Linked DNA regions of Homo sapiens: region 2 is linked to region 1. Evidence: chromatin loops called from intact Hi-C (ENCODE). Cell type or tissue: thyroid gland. All regions are shown on one strand.

Region 1 (2,500 bases):
CATCCTTGGGTCCCAGAACCTTATCCTCTTGGCAAAAGATATGAAACTATCTTTTAAAGCCTGCTGGCCTAGAAAGCTTAAGTTATCCTACTTGATATGAGCAGATTGTTATCAGACAGCCCAAACGCATTATAATGCTTTCTCTCATCCTGGCCCACACAGTTCGAATATAATCCTTTAAAAATAGGAGCCTTTTGTCTTATAGTAACTAACCCCCAATGAAGTCTATTTTGCACTAAATTCTGCTCTTTGGGGTATGAGCTAGTAGCAAAACCACAATAGAGCCTAAACAATGATTTCAAGCACCCTAGAGTGGTAGTTGCTAAGGACAACATTTGACAAGCCAGAGATCCTGGGCAGAGGCCACTGGGAAGGACAAGAGGAGGGCGCCCATCTGGCTCGCCCACCAGATCCAGGCAGGCGCAGCACATCGTAAATAACCTCTTACACATGCCTCACTGCCAGCTCAAAATGGGTTTTGAGTGCATTTGGCTTGTTTTTAAAGAGGGTGTGAGCTAAAGGCTGTCATTTAAAATTGCCCAGAACCCATGTCACAAGAACAGGTGGGCCCAGTTTAAAACAAAATAAATGAGAGGCTGAACTTACCAAAGCAAATATTGTGGAGTGATTATTCTGCTTTAGAAAAGGATTACCCTTGGGACTCTTCAGAGCAGTGATCTCTCTTATTGCCATTAAAATGTAAATCTCTCAATTCAAATTTGGTTAACACTCATGACCTTTCAGGAAAATGCTTGCTTTATTGAGCAAGGAATCCATTCCTTGTAAAGAAGAACAAATGAAAGGTTTGGTTCTTTTTTACAAATATGGAATAAGGTCTGCAAAGCTCTATTTCCTTTTTCTTTCTAAATGTGAAAGCTGTTAGAGAAGCCCCTCTATGGGAGAGGTTTTGTTTTTAAATTTCACTTGACATTCTTTCCTGAAACACGCTTATTAAAAGGTCAAGATTAGGTAGAGATACCAAACCCTTTTGTGAGCACATTTTATCTGCTGCTGAAAAGCTCTTTATCAGTAGGTGGCGCTATAAGAATGAGATTACCATACGCAGGGGCCAACACATTCAGGATAGAAAGCAAAATTCCGCCCTTTCTTGGACATCTTCCTGAAGGAAACAGCTTCGCTCTGCACCTTCATAGGATTCCTCTTTGCTTACCCCGAGCTGTCCCGCTCTGAATTGCTGTTTGAGCAGAGGGATGCCCACATTGTACCCTTCTTAGAATCCCAGAATGTGAAGGCTAGGAAGGACCTCTTATGTAATGGCTTAGCTTGCAGTCTTTTCATCCTGGAATCACAGGATCTGTAAAGGTTAGAGGAACCTTAGAAATCATCTCCAACACTCATGTTTTCCATGAGGAAGTTGAGACTGAAATGAAGGACTCAAAATCACCTAGGTAGTTCATAGCTCAGGCAGGACAAGAGCCTTAGTGGGCTTGCTTGACATCCAGTGTTTCCCAGTTATTGGGGAACACTGCAGGGCAGTGTGAGAGGGAAATGATAAGTGGTGTGTGGGGAGACAGTGGCCCTGCCTGGCCTGGGTTCAGGCAGAGCTCACTGACTGTGGGTGGACAACATTAAACATTAAGGATTTTCTCCCTCTATTCCCTATAGTCAACGATTGCCACCCTTGCAGGACTTACGACAAATGTCAGGTGCCGAGTCTTTCTCTTTGATATGGTTTGGCTGTGCCCCACCCAGATCTCATCTTGAATTGTAGCTCCCATAATTCCCACGTGTTGTGGGAGGGAACTGGTGAAAGGTACTTGAATCATGGGGTGGTTTCCCCCATACTGTTCTCATGGTGGTGAATGAGTCCCATGAGGTCTGATGGTTTTATAAGGGGTTTTGCTGTTTGCTTGGCTCTCATTCTCTCTTGCCTGCCGTCACATAACACCATGCCTTTTGCCTTCCACCATAATTGTGAGGCCTCCCTAGCCAAGTGGAACTGTGAATCCATTAAATCTCTTTTTCTTTATAAATTACCCAGGGTCAGGTATGTCTTTATCAGCAGCGTGAAAATGGATTAATACACTCTTCAAGCTAACTTTCCCTTATTTCTGCCAACCAAACCACCATTTCCCCCAACACTCAGATTTATAACTTAGAGTCCCTGTTGTCTAGTCCCTTTAGTATGGATTCCCTGTGTGCTTGGAAACATTCTAGGCTGCAGGGTACAGAATCGAACAAAATAGATAAAATCCTTGCTCTTATAAAGAAAACAGAAAATAAATAGAATAAATAAGTAAATTAATTAGTATATTAGTGATGAGTGCTAAGGAGGGGGGGAAAATCCAGAGTGGAAAGAGGGATGTAAAGTGTTAGGGATGGAATAGAAATTGGGTCAGAGAAGGCCTTACTGAGAAAGTCCCTGAGTCAGGAGCAGGCTTTGAATCTTAGGAACAGAAAGGAGACCAATAGACTATTTCTAAATTCTTACCAAGTGCAGATTTGTTTTTTCTTTCTCAATGTGTCCTCCTGATCCCCT
Region 2 (2,500 bases), 480 kb after region 1:
TCTTGCCATTTGTCTCTTTCTAATTAAAATCAAGTACCTCGATAGCTGGTAAACACATCTCCTGATGTTCTTGCAATTATTCATTTACGAGTCTGTGAGCTCTGTGAACACAGGGTCTGTGTCTCCCACCTTTGTAGCCCCGTAGTGTGGGGCCCAGCATACCGTAGGTGCCCAATAACGTTTATCCAGTCATACGGAATAAAGAATGCATATTTTTCATGCAAAAATGCATATTTGATTGAATCCATCAAGCATGAAGGATATCAGAAGGAACTTAGACAAAAAAGAAGAAACTCCAATGGGTGTCTTTCTGTGACAATAATTTATAGCATCTTTGCTCCCAAGAAAGGAGGTCTTGCTTTCACAAAGGAGCCTCTTCCAGAATTGGATAGTGGTATGTGAGAAGAAAGATTTTCTCTATAGTGAGTCAAATCTGATACCTCCCTGAGATTTGCACACACACAACCCCAATCAAGGGTGCAGACTTTTCACCACGATACACCCAGACCCGTGCGCACCTCTCCCGGAAGCCTCTGTGATGTGTGCTCTGTGACCTTGCTCTCTTACTCTGGCCCGCCTCCCTCTGTCATGTTCATTTTGCCTGAATCTCCTTCCTTACCCATTGTTTAGGGATCATTGGTCCCTTGGATGAAGCCCACAGCTGCAGCAAGGGGTCCCCCCTCCTCCCCTGGAGATAGATGCTGTGTTTACATTCTGGAAGGATCCATGGTTTCCCCTTGTGTTCTTTCAGGGCCCCTAGTCTCTGGCCTCTCCCAGATAAAAGTCAAGACACCCAGTTAAATTTCAGTTTCAGATAAACAATGGATAATGTTTTTAGTATAAGTGTGTCCCATGAAATATTTCTCAAGTATTTTTATTTGCTAAATCTGGTAACCCTAGCTGTAGGAGAGCCATGTTCAAGGCCCCCATGAGGTGTGCCAAGAAGTTCTATGGCTCAGCCACGTTCTGTGCCCTAGAAGCTCAGGTCTCGGATGCTGATGCCATAGACTGAAGTCAGGCTCCGGTCCTCCAGCCAGCTCTCCCCCACTGCCGGGGTAGCCCTCTGTCTTCCCTGGGGAGCCTTCCAACAGCGTTGGGGTGTTCTTGACTTTCCCACCTGCCATGAAAAGGCCTTAATCCTGGAGTCCAGATTCTGATCAACTCTGGGCCCCTAAGTACCTTTTATTGTCCCTCCCAGGGCTCTCCTGCAAATAGGCCCTTGGAGGCCTGGCCTGACGTTTAGGTCCTGAGACAGGTGTGCAGATCAGACCCCTCATGGCAACACCAGGCTTCTGGCTCCAGTCCTTGGAGTCCGTCTGCGTCCCAGCAGCTCCCCCTGGTGGCCAGAAGCAAACGCTTCATGTCTTGCATCTAGAGCCAAAGCATCTCCTACCCCTGGATTCCCATTCCGGAATAGTTTTCAGACCAAGGCTCCTCCGCAAATATGAGTGATGTGTCAGATGAGTGATGAGGGACAGGCCAGGGGCACACACGTCGCATCCACTTCTTGGGGCTCTTGTGGTCGTTCACTCCTCAGCTACTGAGGAGTCTCAGCGCCATAAACCTGGGACAATGGCCCCCTCTCGTTCCTCACAAATTTCACCCTTACTTCCACCACAAAGTGGGTTCATTAGAGGCAGGAACAGAACCAGGAATCTCGAACACCTGGCTCCTCCCCTTAGTTCCCGCCCTCGGAGTCAGCAAGCAGGGGGAGTGTGAGGGGCCTGGGACAGCTCTGACTCTGGCTGACACACCTGCCTCTGGGCAAGGGTGGTGCATATCTGAGGCGGACAGGCACACATGGAGAAGTCAGAGTCCACGCCCTCTGCTCCATCCCAGTAGCCACCGTCTCAACTCAGCCCCTCGTCACTTCACACTTTGGCAGTGGTTTCTGTCCACTCAGCTGGTTCAGTTGGCTCTATCACATCTCCCGGCCTCTAGGGTTGGCTCAGGCCCACCCTCCGTCCTCTCATAGGGCTGGCCATCCAACCATATCACTCCTCTCACGGCTTTTAAGGATAAAGTTTGAAGCCTTAAGGACTACGTCACAGGTCCTCTAGGCCCTGCTTACCTCAGCTTCTGCCTAGAAGTTTATGCCCCAGAAACAGTGAAACCTCCATGTTTACCCTCACACAACCTGTGTGTCTCAACACCATACTTTTGCTCATACTGGCCCTGCTCAAAGCTTTTCTGCTCTCTCATCTCCTATCTTCTGAGTTAAGACACAAGCCAGGTGCAGTTGCTCATGCTTGTAATTCCAGCACTTTGAAAGGCCAAGGCGGGAGAATTGCTTGAGGCCAGGAGTTCGAGAGCAGCCTGGGCAACATAACAAGACCCTGTCTTTACAAAAATTTTTTTTGATGAGCTGGGTGTGGTGGTGCATCCCCGTAGTCTCAGCTACTGGGGTAAGTAAGGCAGGAAGATCACTTGAGCCCAGGAGTCTGAGGCTGCAGTGAGCTATGATTGCACCACTGCATTCTAGCCTGGGCGACAGAGCAAG

The links. Hi-C counts contacts between places; a loop is a spot of excess contacts. Peaks named below come from ENCODE experiments on the same cell type or tissue, not always from the same donor. Only the 100,000 strongest peaks of a DNase experiment are listed, where the experiment ranks them.
Region 2: it touches region 1 in a loop (8-fold over the local background); 103 of 110 quality-filtered maps call a loop at or near these places.

Annotation. Positions count from the first base shown.
Region 1 is chr12:107,130,934-107,133,433 of GRCh38, forward strand. No RefSeq gene overlaps it. Among named protein-coding and RNA genes, the nearest start is that of CRY1, 39 kb to the left of the region's middle. RefSeq lists a silencer at 978-1,272. In thyroid gland, a CTCF peak has its summit at 1,009 (motif pointing right); DNase peaks (open chromatin) are centred at 408 and 1,108; H3K27ac peaks cover 2,497 bases.
Region 2 is chr12:107,606,361-107,608,860 of GRCh38, forward strand. The region is part of intron 4 of ABTB3 (ankyrin repeat and BTB domain containing 3); the gene reads left to right. Among named protein-coding and RNA genes, the nearest start is that of PWP1, 78 kb to the right of the region's middle. In thyroid gland, a CTCF peak has its summit at 1,338 (motif pointing left); DNase peaks (open chromatin) are centred at 1,341 and 1,821; H3K27ac peaks cover 2,299 bases.